2 separate regions of the Homo sapiens genome follow, and region 1 is linked to region 2. A link is an interaction called in ENCODE POLR2A ChIA-PET data of the cell type or tissue named here. Cell type or tissue: GM12878. All regions are shown on one strand. Each heading gives the region's core, and the rest is flanking DNA. Links, peaks and the distances in the headings are about the cores only. Region 1 has its middle 21 kb from the start of BLTP3B-DT. Region 2 overlaps SCYL2 (SCY1 like pseudokinase 2).

Region 1 (12,848 bases), core at 3,994-8,993, 170 kb after region 2:
TCCCTCCTGTCCTCTGGAGAATGTTTCTTCCCTTCTCTATCAGCTTTTGGCTTTTCTACCAAAGGTTCACATTCAGAATGTAGAAATCCTTGTATCAGAGAAAGCTGAGTTACAGCCTGGCTTACACTCAGCATGCTGCCAGGCAGAAAGAAGGTCGGAATCTGGGCACCCCATCATCCTTCAACTTGGCACTTTGACAGGCCATTAGGGGGAGTCCTTTGGGCCCCATCTGAACCTCTCTCATTCCAGGAGTCTGAGGATCTGGCCAGCCGCCTTTAGTATTCCAGGCAGTGTGTGGGAGAGTTGGAGCAGGCTCTCTGCTGTCTCCACACAGCAGAAGAAAGCAGACAGGGTGAGTCCAACCGCCTGCCCCATCCCCTGGCAGCCTGGCTTCCCAGGTGGCGGAGTGAGCCTAAAGGTTCCTTCTGCAGGATGGAATGTCCTGCCCAGAAGGCAGCATGGGCCATTTCTTGCTGCTTTTGTGTGTGGTTGTTAGACGTAGCCTGGGGCTGAGTCCGCTTCTGTGGGTGAGTTAGGGGCCCTGTGGGGAGCGAGCACTGGACATAGAGCTTGGAGGCCAAGTGCTCACCCTGCCCTTAACTGGCTTTGGCCTTTGCCAAGTGCTAAGTGGGGAATATGGTACTTGTACTGTGAAGGTACAGAAGAGTATCTTTAGTATGTTACCATTTGTGTAGAGAGAGGGAACGTGTGTGTGTGTGTGTGTGTCTACATACATACTATGATCATATACATAAAACATATCTGCAAGGATTCATAAACTCAGGAGGGTGTTAGTGGGAAAGGGGCGGGAGAGCATTAGGACAAATACCTAATGCATGCGGGGCATAAAACCTAGATGACGGGTTGATAGGTGCAGCAAACCACCATGGCACATGTATACCTATGTAACAAACCTGCACATTCAGCACATGTATCCCAGAACTTAAAGTAAAATAATAAATAAATAAAACACAAAAAACTCAGGAGAGAGGAACAGGGTGGCTGGGCGATATTTCCCTTCTGTACCTTCTGAGCTTTGGACTATGTGAATGCATCATCCTTTCAAAAAGTGAACAAGAAATTGATTTCCCCATTCCTGTCTGTGCCCCCACCCCCAGTGAACAAATGGGCTTGGAGAATCAGATATACCTGGGGTTTCAAATCCCAGCTCTGTCTGAGTGATCTTAGGCAAGCACTTAACCTCTAATGCCCCATGTTTTTTGTTGACACAATAGAGGTAATAATAGTAGTTGTCTCACATGGTGGTTGTGAGGATTAAATGGGATTGTTAGCATGGTGGCTGGTGAAGCACTCAATAAAGGTTCAAACCGTGGTAGTAATAACGGTAAAACAATAGCAATATTACGTAATCCCTCTGGGCCTCTGTTAGCCAGCTGTAAATTCAATCTCTTTCCCTGTCCCTTCACGCTTACTAAGTTCTTTTAAAAACAAATGAGACTGACTGGGCGCGGTGGCTCATACTTGGAATCCCGCACTTTGGGAGGCCTAGGCGGGCGAATCATGAGGTCAGGAGTTTGAGACTAGCCTGGCCAACACAGTGAAACCCTATCTCTACTAAAAATACAAAAATTAGCTGGGTGTGGTGGTGGGCACCTGTAAATTCCAGCTACTCAGGAGGCTGAGGCAGGAGAATCGCTTGAACCTGGGAGGCCGAGGTTGCAGTGAGCTGAGATCATGACACTGCATTTCCACCTAGGTGACGGAGCTGGACTCCATCTCAAAACAAACAAACAAACAACAACAAAAAAAAAAACAAATGAGACCATGGGCTTGGAAATGCCTTGAAAAAATGTCAAGTGTGATTCAGAGTGAGGAAGTATTACTGTGGAATAGTTACTGTAGCTATTGTTACCGGTCGGCCAACTGCTCCTCTGCCTGCTATATCCTGACTTAACCTTGGTCTGTATTTGCCGTACAACAAGGAGTTAACCAAAGAGAGAGACGCCCTCAGGCTGGAGTTATACAAGAACAGGTAGCATGGGGGAAGGTGGGATGGGAGGTCTGGGGGCCCTTAGCATGGGTGATGTGCTGGGAGGTTGGGGGGTACAGGTAAGCATGGTGAGGTGGTCATACAGGTTTGCATATGTGCACAGTTAAGCTGTAGTGCTGGTGACTCATGGTGTAGCCTTGGGCAACTCATGCCTTCTCTTGGGCCTGCCATCTGTGACTTTGGATTCCTAGGGTTCCTTCCAATGCCGCGGTTCTGTGTTGGTTAGGCAAGGGTGCAGGGTTGATCACTAAAGCAGTCCTTTCTGTTCTTAGTTCATTCCTTTCTCTACTGCTTCTGGCCATAACCGAAGCAATGAGGACCTGAAGCAGGAGAAATCAGAATTGGAAGAGAAGCTTCAAGTCCTGGTGACTGAGAAGGCTGGCATGCAGCTTATTTTAGAAGAGCCGCAAAAGAAATTACAAATGATGGCACTCCTGCTTCAACAGGCTAGGGGGTGCGGCTCCGGGGGTGGTTGGAGCCCCATCCAGCTGGGGCCATGGTCTAGGGATCATGTGGGGTATGGGGAGGCTCTAGCCAAGCGTTGGAAAATTTGGGTCCTTGTTCTGATCCTACCATAGAATCCTCTAGAGAGTGCTAAAAATCTACAAATTGGGGCCCTACCATAGTCCTGGGTAATCAGAATCTCAGGGTTAGGGCTTAAAAAAAAATTTTTTTTTAAAGCATCATAGATGAAAACCATTATTTTATAAATTACATTTGTATGGCTAGCTAATGAGTCTGTATACTTCCATCTGACGTTCAAGCCAACACTTTCACTATTCCATGGGTAATAATAGAGAGTAGAGATTTTTTTTATTTGAAATGGGGTCTCTCTCTGTCACCCAGGCTGCAGTGCAGTGGTGTGATCTCGGCTCACTGTAGTCTCTACCTCTCAGGCTCAAGCGCTCCTCCTGCCTCAGCTTCTCAAGTAGCTGGGACCATAGGTGCACACCACCACGCCTGGTTAATTTTTGTATTTGTAGAGATGGGGCTTCACCATGTTGCCCAGGCTGGTTTTGAACTCCTGAGCTCAAGTGATCCACCTCCCTCAGCCTCCCAAAGTGTTGGGATTCAGGCGTGAGCCACCATGCCCAGCCTGAGATCTTTTTAAAATTATTTAATTTTTTATTTCTAAAGCAAAGAAACTTGACAGCAGAGTCGTATTGACTGAGTTGTACATTAAGCCTAGCCCTAGCCCTTTTAAGGTGCACTGTGTGGAACGGCCCAGGCTCCCCAAATCTAAACTTCTCACTCTTCACCATCCAGTTTTCAAGGCACTGTGAAGCCCCTGATGCGAAACAGCAGTTACCGCAGGCCATGGAGGAGCGGGCACAGCTGAAAGCACATCTAGGGCAGGTGAAGCTTTGCAGGGGAGGGATGTGGAAGGAAGATGACCCCAGGTGGCCAGGAGCAGGTGAGGACCAGTGACAGCCCTTTGTAACTTTTGTACCCATTCTTTAAGGTAATGGAGTCAGTTAGATAACTACAAACGGAGAGAGATACGTATGCTGAAAATCTGAAAGGAGGGAGGGCCATGTGGTGTCAGAGGAAGCAACAGATGTCGGAGCAGGTGAGACCTGACCCTTCAGCCCCCCACCTTAGATAGATCACTTGATCTTTCTAGGCATCTGTAAAATGGGAAGACTATAGCCAGAGTTGGTCATGGGTCTGGGCTGTGTGAAGGCAAGGTCAGAGAGGGAGATGGTAGCCTATCCAGCCACCAGCCCTTCTCTTCAGTGCCCTTTCCCTCTGTATTTTGGGCAGGTGTGCACATTGAGAGAGGAGAAGGAGGATAGCATGAGTTGGGTATAAGAACAGTAGATGAGCTTGGCTGAAGTGAGTAACCAGATGGGTAAGCGGGGGCTGTGGTGACCTGGGAGCAGGACTGGTGTCAGAGGGCTGTGGGGGTGGCTTAGAATGCTCCAGGGAGGTGGGTGGATGGAGGGCTTTGGGGCAGAGGGAGAGAGGTCTGGGGCAGAGGGAGAGAGGTCTGTGCCAGGAGTTGGCAAGTCTGGTAATCTCCATGAGAATCAGTGTCCCCATCAGCAAAGAGGGAAGCGTGTCCATTGTCAGCCATCCACAGTTGTCTCTATCACAAAGTGGCTTGGAAGATTGGCTAATATCCGGGTGCAAGGAATCATTAGCAGGGAGGCCAAGTTTGGGGAGCCTGAGAGGAGCTGTGGACCAAGAGGAGGGTTTTTTTGAGAATCGAGAGGCCCTTACTGTCTGCTTCCCTTCTTACCTGAACCCCTGCCCCTGGAACTCCCAGCAGGGCCCTCCAAGGTGGAGCAGCAGCTACAAGCAGAGGCTGACCACCTGCAGAAGGAGCTGGAGAGTCTGGCAGCTCCGAGCCCAGGAGCAAGACACTGAGGGCTTCAGTCACCCGAACCAGGAGTAGGAGGAGAGGCTGCTGGAGCTGGAGCAGGTGGCCGAGCTCTTGCGGGAGCAGGCAGAGTCACGCAGGCAAATCCTGGAGACCATGCAGAACAAATGCACCACCATCAGCCACGTGCTCACCCAGAACCACAAGCTCAAAGAGCAGCTGTCTCCGCTGCAGAACGGATTCATAAAGCTGGTGCGTGACCCCATCTGGAAAGCCTGCTCTCCTCCCTAGCACTCCCGGCCTTTGTTTTCCCACCCATAAAATGAGGCAGTGTACCCCTAATGTGAGATGGTAATTCTGAAGGTACCTGTGAACCAGAGCCCTGCTCTGATGGCTGTGGGGAAGAGGGAATGATTTTTCTAACCTGCCTCCACCCTTCCAGGTGCCACGGGAGGCAGACACCAAGTTCTGGGGTCTCCAGCTGCAGTGGGTGGCCGCCAATTGCTTCTCTCTGTCCAGACTAATGAGAACATGGAGATCACCAGTGCACTGCAGTTGGAATAGCACGTAAAGAGGGAGCTGGGAAAGAAGCTGGGCAAGCTAAAGGACATGGTAACCCTGCCCCATCCAAGAAGAGCTGGAAGGCGGGCACCAGCCTCTGGGGAGGGGAGGTGTGAAGCCAGAGGCAGCTCCAGCCTGGGGGACAGGTGACCCCAGCACCCTCCAGGGCAGTCCTGTGACTGTTTCTTGCTTCCCGCCCTCTGACATTTAGTGGTGGGTTCGTTCTTCCTAGGTCTGGACATCATCATCCCAGCTGGAGTCATGGAGCCTCCCAAACATAGGGAAAGAGATGGTGGTATAAGAGGTTCCTTAGAGTCAAACTAGATTCCGGCCTTGGCTCCACTGGTCACCTACTTTTCATCTCTAAGTCTCGGTTTCTTTAACTTAAAAGGGAAGTTAGCACCTTCCTCTTGGAGGTGCTGAGGATTAAATGAGATAATACGTGGAAAGCATTAGGCATGTAGCACAGTTAGCAGATGGTGGTTGGCTCCCTCTGCTTTTCCATCAGTCTGTGGCCTAGTTTAAATGGTGGGAGGAAGGGTGTGAGATTTAAGGCTGGTTGTAAGGGATCAGTCAGTGTAGTTGGAAAAATTGTAAGATGAAGTTATAGGATATAGACACAAACCTTCCTGGAAGGCCAGAAAGTCTGCATAGCTTCAATAAAGGATTTGGCTGAAAGCAGCGTAATCCCCTTTACCTTGAGTTGATAGCAATAGAGCAAATAACATGGGAACGTGGGGGAGTTTATTGAATAGCTTGTTTACTCATGTGGTCCTAAGACCAACCTTTGATTATCCACGGGTGCATGATTGCTCTCTACTCGGTGGTCGGCAAATTTAATTACCCACAGGTGTGTTGACTCAAAGCCTCTGTCATTAAATCTATGCTGAATAAATGCCGTCAGGGCCAGCTAGTCAAGGTGCACAACTCTTTTTGTGCGTGGTGTGGCCCCTTAGCTGCTCTGTCACTGAATATTGGTGTCTGAGTATGTTATTCATCTGCCGTGCAACTGGGGTTTGCAGGACAGACCCCTGCAAGTGGTGTCCCGCGTGAGGCACACTGTGAAGGATCACAACGGACCCCTCGAAAACAAAGGTGAAAAGAACTGCACAGTCAATAAGTCAGTAAGTCATTGATGCCCGCTCGGAATTTCCAAGTTTGGCGGGGATTGTTCAGGCTAGGGTTTCATCATGGGACAACAGTTATCAGCTCAACAGGAACAGTATATAAAAGTATTGAAGCAGCTGCTTAAAACTAGTGGAGCCTCATTTTCACAGGCTCAATTAAGGGACCTAATGCAAACTGTTGTCTCACATAACCCATAGTTCCCAGAAAAAGGAACGCTAGACGTAGAGCTCTGGGAACAAGTGGGGAGAAATCTTAATCAGCATCATGTGCAAGGGCAATGGGTCCCAGTATCATCTTTAATGCTATGGGCCTTAGTCAGGGCAGCCCTGGCTCCATTATACACAGAAGAGCCTAAAAAGGGGAAGGAGGAGGAACCGTCACCTGCTTTACCACCTCCTTTTCCCTCAGCCCCAATATCGCCAGGCCAAAATAACAAAGAGGAAATGGAGGTTTTGCCTGAGCCCCCTCCTCCAATAAATAGGAAAAAAGACAAGAGCTATGCTACAGCTATGGGACCCTTTCTTAGGCAAGAGGCATTAAGTGGGGAGCTCTTAGCCTGCCTGGTAATACAAGATTGACAGGGCAATTGGGTATATAAACCCATTTCTTTTAACATTTATAAAAAGTTAAGAAAAAGCATTAGAGGCTGAAACCGCGTGGCCAAATGGGTGGTAGGCAGAAGGAAATACTTGGCAGCAAAGGAAGCTCGCAGACCTGGAGCCAGCAAGTGCTTCCAGGAACTCAGCCTGCACAGAGGCAGCAGTGACAAGGAGCCAGGCGCAGCACACCAGAGCTGGCCTGATAGGGAGGGGCAGGAGGCGTGCACGAAGGTCCGCCCAGCGGCAGCAGGGTGAGGGAGCAGCACAGACAAAAGGTGGCACAGACAAAAAGCAGCGCCTGAGCAAGCGCAACATGACCGCCGCCCCGGGACCCGCCGGCTAGACTCTCTGGCTCCGCGGGTGGCCCATGGCAAAATTTCATGTGTTCCTTGTATACAAGCGACATCCCAGATTATAATTCTCTGCTAAGATTTAAGTACAATTTAAGAATTTAAAACACCTCTTTCTAATAATGGCCACTGTTGCTTTTACACTATTCCCCTGGCAAAGCAAGACAGAAAAATTTGCATTTACAATACCAGCTATCAATATTGAAAGGTCAGCTTGCCGATTTCATTGGAAAGTGCTTCCTCAAGGAATGCTAAACAGTGCTGCCATGTGTCAGTATCATGTAAATCAAGCTTTGTTCCCCAGTAGAAAAGAATTTCCTCATTGCAAGGTTATTCATTTTATGGATGATATTCTACTAGCAGCCCCAGTGGAGCCAGTGCTTTTAAGTTTATATACCTCTGTCATAAAGAATGCACAGCTAAGTGGTTTAATCATTGCACCTGAAAAAGCACAAATGTCCTCTCCTTGGAAGTATCTTGGGTACATACTTCCTGGTCAGTAAGACCTCAAAAGGTTAAATTAAATACTAGCAACTTACACACCTTAAATGATTATCAGAAATTACTAGGTAATTTTAACTGGCTTCACCCCACCTTGGGCATTCCTACTTATAAGCTGCAAAACCTGTTTTCTATCTTAAAGGGTAACACAGCCCTGGATTCTCCCAGATATTTAACCCCTGCAGCAAAAAAAAAAAAAAAAAAAAAAAAAAGATGGAAGAAATAGAACAGGCTATTTCTCAAAGACAACTAAATCTCATAGATCCAGAATATTCTGTTCAATTGTTTATTTTTATTTTCCCCACTAAACACTCCCCTACAGGGTTAATAGGACAAATGGCCCCAGAGCTATGCTTTCTAGAATGGATTTTTTGCTCACATACCGAGACCAAAACACTATCTCCCTATATCCAGTTAATCAGTAAAGTCATATATTCAGGCCACCGATAGTTCACTCCCCCATACCTAATGCTTTAACACTGTTTACGGATGGTTCTAGTAAACATGGAAAAGTGGCAGTCTGGTGGAGACCACATAATTCCATCAATCGATCTGGATTTACTAACACTCAGAGAGCTGAGGGTGGGGCCTTGATATTGGCTTTGGAAACTTTTTCCACTCAGCCCCTCAATATTGTTAGTTACTTGGCTTACTCTGTTTATTTACTGCAGAACCTTGAGACAGCCCTAATTAAGTCCACTCTGGAGCCCACCCTGTGTGCTCTTTGACTTCAGCAATTGCTAGATCAGTGTACACATCCTATTTTTATTATATTCAGGGCCACAGCTGACTGCCTGGCCCACTGGCTTATGGCAATGATGAAGCAGACCTTCAGGTTATGACATCAGTGCTTGACCAAGCCACACAATCGCATCAATTTTTCCACCAAAACTGGAGAAACTTGTCTAAACAATTTCAACTTACCCAGAGGCTGGCTAAACAAATTATCCTGCAATGCCGAGATTGCCAGCTCACAGGCACATACCCTCCTTCAACCCTAGAGGATGGGAACCTAATAAGTTATGGCAAACAGACGTTACACACATCCCTGAATTTGGAAAACTTAGATACGTACATGTATCCATTGATTTAATTAGTGCAAATGCCCTTCCTGGAGAGTCTACTGGATATGTCACTAAACATCTTCTTTTAACTTTTGCATTTATGGGGCAACCCACAAAAATTAAAACTAATAATGATCTAGCTTATGCCAGCTCACAATTTCAACAATTTTGTCACATGTGGAACATCCAACATTCCACAGGCATCCCGTATAACCCCCAAGGACAAGCCATAGTAGAATGTGCCCACTCCACCCTTAAAAATATGCTCAAAAAACAAAAAAGGGGAGTATGGGTAAGGACCCTGCAGCATTATTGGCACAAGCCTTATTTACCCTTAATTTTTAAAATTTAGATGACAAATTTCAGTCCATTGTAGAAAAGCACTTTGCTAAAACCTCTCAAGACATAAAACTGCAGTTTTATGGAAATATGTGAACAGTAATGTATGATGTGGTCCAAATGAATTGTTAACTTGGGGAAGAGGATATGCTTGTGTTCACACCCCCTCAGGTCCTCTTTGGATTCCAGCACGACGCATCAAACCATACCATGACGTGACTAGGACCCAACCTAGAAATGAAGGAACTGACCCTACAGGACTCACAACCCTGGATAATGCAGTGTCCTCGGACGGCAACAAGCTCTGGACATTACCTGGGGGATGCTGAAGGCGGCAACTGAGGAGGCTGAATGAATCCTGCTCCAGACACAGACACCATTCACTCCAGATAATTTGTTGCTTGCTATGCTCTCTGTTGTACATTGCAACTCGCATAGGGTATTGATACTTCATATGCTCTTGCTTTGTCTGCAACCTGTACCTGGTGCACTCTATTGGGCTCATATTTTAGATCCACCTTTCTTTCACCCTGTCACCTGGGCAGACACCTCCTTCTCAGCCTTTAATAACATAACTGCTTGGCTAGGAGGGATAGATTTACCCCCAGTGGGGTCCCTCATTAATGGCACACATTAAACTAAGGTGCCAGGTAACACTACATATCATTCCACTATCCTCCCACTGTGTGTAAGTTATAAAGGTTCTAACCCTGTGTACCTGCCCAAACACAATTATGGCTACATCATGGCAAAGGAGATGCCTTAACATTCCTAGCTGCAGGTAGCCTCAAACCGGGCGATGCAATCAATGCCACTTTCCCAAACATTCCTTCCTGTGTTAAAGAACAAAGCCGGGAAAGTAATGGATTCCACTTTAGCTGGGAGGTCTGTCATGGGGAATAAGCCCATATGCTCCAGTTAGGCAATTATAACATCTTAGACTGGAGCCCCCACAGCCACTTGCAGGGCAGCCTTACTAATGTCCTCATCCATCATGGCACCAATCACAGTTTCATAGCCACGTCCCATTCCCCTATGATTTGGGCCTATGGGGGGATAGGATATTCCAGACCCCAAGTAAAGTCCATGCCACCCCAAGACACTTTGTGGTGCCTGGGACATCTTAGCACCTCCTTTGACACCTGGCATTGGACATATCATAATTCCAGTCACAACTATACTACAACCTTTATTCATAATCACACTGATCAGTGCCTGATTTGCACTACCCATCCATATGTTTTCCTTGTGGGAACTAATATTTCTGTTATACCCCAAAACTCCATGTTTGTGACCCAGGTGCAGGGACAGCCTTGGTTCACCTCATGTATTACTAATTACAATATATCTAATTATAAATATTACTAGAGTCGTGGTATTAAGGAGACAATCTGAGGCATTCCCACCAGTCAATTTGACATGCGGTTGGCAAGGTTCCTCTTCCCTTCCCACTTTAGATCGTGCCCTGTCCCAGGTCAGACCCGAAAGATTCATAGGCACACTTACAGCCTTCATAGTCTCAGCCATAGTCATCCTAGCAACTGCTAGTGTGGCTGTAGCATCTATTACTGAATCAGTACAAACAGCTGCTTTTGTAGATAATTTGGCCAGAAATGTTTCTAATGAACTTCTCTTACAGCAAGGTATAGATCAAAAGATTCTTGCACATCTGCAAGCCCTCGAGGCTGCCTTTGGAATATGTGGGGGAGCGACAAGATGCACTGGCATTCCAACAGCAATTAAACTGTGACTGGGAGCATAAACATATCTGTGTCACTTCTCTACCATGGAATCAGTCAATGCATAGTTGGGATGAGGTGAAACAACACCTCTGGGGAACCTTTCATGACAATTTAACAGCAGACATAAGGCAACTTAAAAATACAATTTTAGAATCCCTTCAAACTGTAGATCTACACACCCAACAAACAGCCATATGGAAGGGTGTGTGAGATTATCTCTCCTGGATAGACCACCGCTCCTGGGGGCGGGGGGTGGTGGGTCACTCCTTGATTAGAAAAGAATGTTGCTAATTATACTCATGTTTGTCTTATGTTATTTACTAATTTTAGGATGCAAAGCCGGAATAAGAGCAATGACCACCATGCCTGACAGACCTGTTGCTGCGCACACCTGTACTCTCCAATGAACAAGACTGAATGCAAAAAAAACAGAAAATGGGGAGATTTAGGGGATCAGTCAGTGTGGTTGGAAAATTGTAAGATGAAGTTACAGGATATAGACACAAACCTTCTTGGAAGGCCAGAAGGTTTGCATAGCTTCAGTAAAGGATTTGGCTGAAATCCTTTTTACCTCTAATCCCCTTTACCTTGAGTTGATAGCAATAGAGCAAATAACATGGGAATGTGGGGGAGTTTATCTGAATAGCTTGTTTACTCATGTGGTCCTAAGACCAACCTTTGATTATCCGCAGGTGCATGATTGCTCTCTACCTGGGGGCAGGGGGAGTTAATTACCCACAGGTGTGTTGACTCAAAGCCTTTGTCATTAAGTCTGTGCTGAATAAATGCCATGAGGGCCAGCCAGTTAAGGCCTGTGGCCGCCACAACTCTTTCTGTGCATGGCCCGGCCCCTTAGCTGCTCTGTCACTGAATATCGGTGTGAGTATGTTATTCATCTGCTGTGCGGCTGGGGTCTGCAGGACAGACCCCTGCAGCTGGGGAAGGAGGCATGGGACTCTGGGAAAGGGAGGCAGTCATTTAGGCCTGGAGCCAAGGGGCCAGGGGCCTGGGTAGGCAACAGAGCCACACAGTGACCTTGCTACCCTATTTATGGGCCAGCCACCACCTGCCCTCATGCCCAGGGTCTTTCTGCAGGTGGAGCTGAAGAGCCAGGAGGCTCAGAGTCTGCAGCAGCAGCAGGACCAGTACCTGGGTCATCTGCAGCAGTATGTGGCCACCTATCAGCAGCAGGTGGTCACCTATCAGCAGCTGACCTCTGAGGAGGAGGAGCTGCACAACCAGTTACTGCTGCAGACCCAGCTCGTGGACCGGCTGCAGCAGCAGAAAGCTCAAAGCAAAGCTGTGGCCAAGATGGGCTGCCAAGAGTTGCGGGAGACCCAGGTGAGGGAGTTGCTCAGGGCAGGGCCCTGAGGGTAACGACCTGGCAACCTTTGTGCCTTCTCACTCCCTTTCTTGGCCCCTTAGGAGCACCTGGAAGCTATCAGCCAGCAGAACCAGCAGCCTCAGGCCCAGTTGAGCCTCATGGCTCTCCCTGGGGAAGGTACCGGAGACTGCTCACAGGAAGAGGAGAGAGCCCCAGGAGGAAACGGGAACTGTTAGCAGCATAGGATTGAGGAGCTGAAACAGACTTTTAGAACAGCTGGTCATTATGCCAACCAGGTGTCCACACTAAGTTTGGCACCAATATGGTGACCTTCTGGGAGCAGGGGACCACCAGGTTAGGTTGCCTAAGGGTGGGTGAACTGGCCCAGGTCAGAAATGGAGCAGGTCGGAACTCCCATGCCTATTGGTAGTGGGACTGCACCTGGGCAACATAGCAAGATCTTGGCTCTTTAAAAAATAAAGAGGCCGGGCACGGTGGCTCATGCCTGTAATCTCAGCACTTTGGGAGCCTGAGGTGGGTGGATCACGAGGTCAGGAGTTCAATCAAGACCGACCTGGCCAAGATGGTGAAACCCCGTCTCTACTGAAAACACAAAAATTAGCCGGGTGTGGTGGCGGGCGCCTATAATCCCAGCCACTCGGGAGGCTGAGGCAGAGAATTGCTTGAACCCAGGAGGCAGAGGTTTCAGTGAGCTCAGATCATGCCACTGCACTCCAGCCTGGATGATAGAATGAGACTGTTTCAAAATAAAGAACAGCTGCTCATTCCCCACTAGGGAGGGGCTGGCCTAGGGTTACACAGTGAGGGTGGGGGCAGAGGTGGGCCCACTCTGCCCTTGTTGGGTTGTCTGAGGACCTCTCTGGCCACCCCCAACAGGAGATGGAC
Region 2 (5,000 bases), core at 1-5,000:
CAGTGGTTTACTTGCCTAAACTGTTTGTACAAAGAATATGTTCTATGCTGTACACCTGCCTTCCTTCTGGGAGTTTGGAATTTGAGTACATGCCAGGCAGAGGGTGTTACTTGATCAGACCTCATTGAAAACTCTGGACACTGAGTCTCTAATAAGTTTCCCTGGTTGGCAACATTTCACATGTATAACCACAATTCATTACAAGGGGAATCCTGCGTGATTTCACTGGGAAAAGACTCTAGAAGCTTGTGCCTGGTTTCCCTAGACTTTGTCCTATGAACCTTTTCCCTTTCCTGATTTTGCTTTATATCTTTTCACCATAGTAGAGCACAGCCTGGGCATAACTATATGCTGAGTCCTGAGTCCTCCTACTGAATCATCCATTCTGGGGGTGGTCTTAGAAACCCCCCTCAAACACAACTGATTGATTATTCAGTGTACTGCTGCAGGGCATTTGCTGTTTTTTATTCAAATGCTGAAAATGTATTTTCCTAAGTTACTTATCTTTGTCACTTAATGTATAATAGATTTAAATCATCTTAAATCAGAAAGGAACTAAGAAGGCAGTCTTAAATGAGAAACACTGACCATGAAACAAATGGGAAGGCAGACCACATCCATGCTAAACTACTGTAAAATACAAGAAGATATGAATCAAAATATTTGTTGATGAAAATAGCCACTCCCCCCACCCCAAAAAAAACCCACTAAGCTGAAGTAAATTAACACAACATTTCAAACAGAATTAGAGACAGGGTCTTGCTTTGTCATCCAGGCTGGAGTGCAGTGGTGCAATCTCAAATCACTGCAACCTTCACCTCCCAGGCTCAAGCAATCCTCCTACCTCAGCTCCCTCTGGTAGCTGGGACTACAGGCGCACACCACCACACCTGGCTAATTTTTGTATTTTTGTAGAGAAGGGGTTTCACCATGTTGCCCAGGCTGGTCTCAAACTCCTGAGCTCAAGTGATCCACCTACCCTTCCCTCCCAAAGTGCTGGGATGACAGGAGTGAGCCTATATATCCTAAAATAAGCATTTGGGAATATTTAAAAACTCTAAATCAGAAACATGAGAACTAAGAACAGAAATGACAAAAAGCTGAAGGCTGTTTTAGGCATATTATCCTATTCCTCCCCAATACTCACTGTCTCCCTTCTTGCCCACCCTAACCTCAACTCTGCTATCCAAGATATGAAGAAATTACCAAACCAAAAATTAAAATCTAGGGGGCCAGGCATGGTGGCTCATGCCTGTAATCCCAGCACTTTGGGAGGCCGAGGCAAGCAGATCACTTGAGATCGGAGTCTGAGACCATCCTGGAACATGGTGAAAACCTGTCTCTGCTAAAACTACAAAAATTAGCCAGGCATGGTGCCTCATGCCTGTAATCCCAGGTATTCAGGAGGCTGAGGCATGAGAATTGCTTGAACCAAGAAGGCGGAGGTTGCAGTGAGATGAGATTGCTCCACTGCACTCCAGTCTGAGTGACAGGGCGAGACTCCATCTCAAAAAAAAAAAAAAAAGAAAAAAAATTAAAACCTAGGAACAAATTTTCAGAGGCTTACCCTATTACTTCAAATGAAATGTTCATTCTGATTAGTTTTATAAATTTCTCTACCTCCAAAACTCTGCTCACTCAGCACTCTCCCCAATGCCAAACGCTCTCAACTTCCAGCTTTCTGCTTCCCTCATTGCTGTAATTCACTCTCAGTTCTAAATCCTCCCTGCCTATCCATCTCTGATGCTCTCAGTTAAACAGTAACCCAACTCAGTCTTTTCCATTATATTTCATTAAATACTAGTTCTGTTGTGAACAAAAATGACTCGTCTCTATATCTCAATTTTCTCTCAATTCAATTAATATTTTTGCTTCTGTCATTGCACTAAGTGCTGGGGCTATAATGAAGAATAAGCTCTAATAACCAGTCTTTGAGGAGTTTCTAATCTTCAGGAAGAATCAGTCACATAAGAACACAGCTGTGACAAACAGCGATAGAGGTATGCAGAGAGACAATTCCATAATAATCTTTGGACACATTATTCCTTTACTCAAACATTTACCACACCTTGAAAGTTCAAATACCTAAACCAGACAGGCATTTAAAGTCTACCTATTCTAGTCTCAATTTATCTTTCTCCCATTATTCTCCTACTGTATTATATATATCTGCCAATCAAATTGAATTATTCCTTCCCAGTGATATATAGACTCTTAAAATGGTTCCCAATTATCTCCTCCTCCTGCCATTCATGCCCTTGTGGAATCCCCTATCTTTGAGTGTGGGCTGAACCTGTGACTTGTTTCTAAAGCAACAGACTATGGCACAGGTGATGGGGTATCACTTCCTTGATTACAAGGGACTATAATTTCAGTCTTGCTAGCAGACTCTCTTTTGCAGGCTTTGATGAAACAAGTTGCCATGTTGGAAAGTCCCATGTGGCTAGGAACTGACAGTGGCATCCAGCTAATAGCTAAGAATGGAGGCCCTAAGTACAACAGCCCAAAAGCAACTGAATCTTGCCAACAACCACGTAAGTGCGCTTAGAAGTAGATCACTCCATAGCTGGGCCTTGAACGAGCCCCAAGTCCTTTACTACAGCACTGTGAGAAACCCTGAGCAGGGAATCCAGCTAAGCCATGTTCTGGCCTGACCCACAGAAGCTGTGAGATAATAAATGTGTGTTGCTTTAAACCCTTAAGTTTGTGGTGATTTGTTCTGTAGCAATCAATAAATAATGAATATACTCCCCAAACACATTCTATAACTTTGTTCTTCATTCATGTCAATTTCCCAGCCCCAAATTTAAAGTAGTCCCAAATCCTACATATTTCTCAACATCCTGCTCATTTACTATTTACCAATGACGTCTTTAACAATCTATCCTTCCACCCACAAACTTTCTTCATTTAGTTCTGTGGCATATTCTCCCCTCACCCTTTTTTTTTTAACCAATCTTTGTAATATATTTATATATCTAATGCCAAGAAAAAAGTAAGCTGAATAAAATGAATAAAGCACAAAAATACTCCTACCTGATTAAGATTAAGATTGTTTTCAATACTCAGGGGAATAAGATGAGGCAACACTTTTCCGGCCAGCTGCTCTTTGGTGATTCCCAACTTCTTATGAGTAAAAGTACATTTGTAAATACCTGATAGAAAAGAATGTGACAAATTTTATAAGTTAACACCATAAATTCATAGAAATCATGAAAATAATATATGTATACGAAATCCCTTGATAATCTGTGTAGTACAAGTTTTTCCCAATCAATGCCTAGAATAATGATGTTCTTACATATGAATCAGAATGATTTCAGCCTTTATCATCAGGCCAGATTTAAACACCATGACATATTTATCCTGTGTTCTTTTGGTTTAGGAGTACATTTAATGATAGCATAACATAAGAAGCTTATCAGAACCAGGTTCAATTCTTATTGTGCAGCAGTAAGGTTACAGAATGGCCTTCTATTCTGAAACATCTAAATATATATTTCAGAAATCATACTCAAGGCATCTATTTCAAAGGGTATAGTATAGGTACAGTCAAAATATAAGTCCTACACCTTTATTCACTTCTTCAGCAAATCAAACTCAACATGTTTGAAATTTAATAACTGAATTCAATTCCACAAAATCCTTCCCTATTGTCTCACCTATTTACTCAATCTTCAAGACCCCACTTGTTACATCTATCCACAAAGCCTTCATTTGGTAAACTGAGTACATTTCCGCCTCATTCTCTGAATGCTTTTGAGTTCTAAGTGTTTTGTATATAATCCAAAGCTTTGTGAAATACCATCCCCCATTATTCTGTTAATGTGCACATGACTTATATACCCAAAGAGTAACTTTATTGGGCACCTACTAAATGCTTATTTGCTGAGCACTATGCTTGTTACTTTCCCTTTGTTTCAGTGAAGTCTCACAAGAATCCTAAAATGACGTTAGTCTCATCCTCATTGGATAAATAAACTTTTCAAAGTCACCTCAAGAACTGACAGAGCCAGGATTAGAGCCAGGGCTCAAATTTCTACTATGCCAAACTCCTGCTCAAAAAGACTTTTTTTTTAAGACAGGGTCTTGCCCTGTTGCTCATGCTGGAATGCAGTGACACGATCATGGGTCCCTGCAGCCTCAACCTCCCTGGTTCATGTGATTCTCCCACCTCAGACTCCCAAGTAGCTGGGACTACAGGCGCATGCTACCACACCTGGCTAATTATTGTATTTCTAGTAGAGATGGGGTTTTGCCATGTTGCTCAGGCTGGTCCTGAACTCCTGGGCTCAAGTGATCTACCCACCTTGGCCTCCCAAAGTGCTGGGAATACAGGTGTCAGCCACTGCATCCAGCCAAGAAGACAAACTTCTTTCTGCACAAAAGATTCATGCGATATCCCTAGAGTACCTTCCATGTCTATAGAGGTCCACAATAAATACTTGCTAACCATTCCCACAAATATTTACTGAGCAGTTTCTGCAGGCCAAGCACTACATTAGGTGTTAAGAATACATGGATGAATAATATAATTTTTCTTAAAAATTAACAAAGAACCAGGCGGTAATCCCAGCACTTTGGGAGGCCGAGGCAGGTGGATCACAAGGTCAGGAGTTCAAGACCAGCCTGGCCAAGATGATGAAACCCTGTCTCTACAAAAAATACAAAAAAATTAGCCATGCGTGGTGGCAGGTGCCTGTAATCCCAGCTACTCAGGAGGCTGAGGCAGAGAATTGCTTGAACTCGGGAGGCGGAGGTTGCAGTGAGCTGAGATGGCACCGCTGCACTCCATCCTGGGTGACAGAATGAGACTCCATCTCAAAAAAAAAAAAAATTAGCAAACAACCTTAAATTAAATAAAAAATGAACCTGTTAAATGTTTTTGTGACTCTATAGCTATGCCTATTTTATTAGTGCAGCAGACCCCTGGCATTTTCAGATTGGACTTCTATAACTTTAACTATATATAAATGATTTCAGAGTTTCTTAGTAATTTG

What was found. Peaks named below come from ENCODE experiments on the same cell type or tissue, not always from the same donor. Only the 100,000 strongest peaks of a DNase experiment are listed, where the experiment ranks them.
Region 1: POLR2A ChIA-PET joins it to region 2 with 8 read pairs; 1 of 35 experiments calls an interaction of 5 or more read pairs at or near these places.

Annotation. Positions count from the first base shown.
Region 1 is chr12:100,158,069-100,170,916 of GRCh38, reverse strand. It overlaps the pseudogene GOLGA2P5 and the pseudogene RN7SL176P. Among named protein-coding and RNA genes, the nearest start is that of BLTP3B-DT, 21 kb to the right of the region's middle. RefSeq lists enhancers at 4,389-4,889, 6,983-7,715, 12,771-12,848. In GM12878, for the core only: a CTCF peak has its summit at 6,864; a DNase peak (open chromatin) is centred at 6,871.
Region 2 is chr12:100,327,356-100,332,355 of GRCh38, reverse strand. SCYL2 (SCY1 like pseudokinase 2) reads right to left here. Exons shown (of 18, transcript NM_017988.6): 13 at 3,037-3,155. Among named protein-coding and RNA genes, the nearest start is that of SLC17A8, 27 kb to the left of the region's middle. RefSeq lists a silencer at 1,399-1,620 and an enhancer at 2,346-2,525. In GM12878, for the core only: no CTCF peak of the experiment used is centred there; a DNase peak (open chromatin) is centred at 2,385; H3K27ac peaks cover 1,064 bases.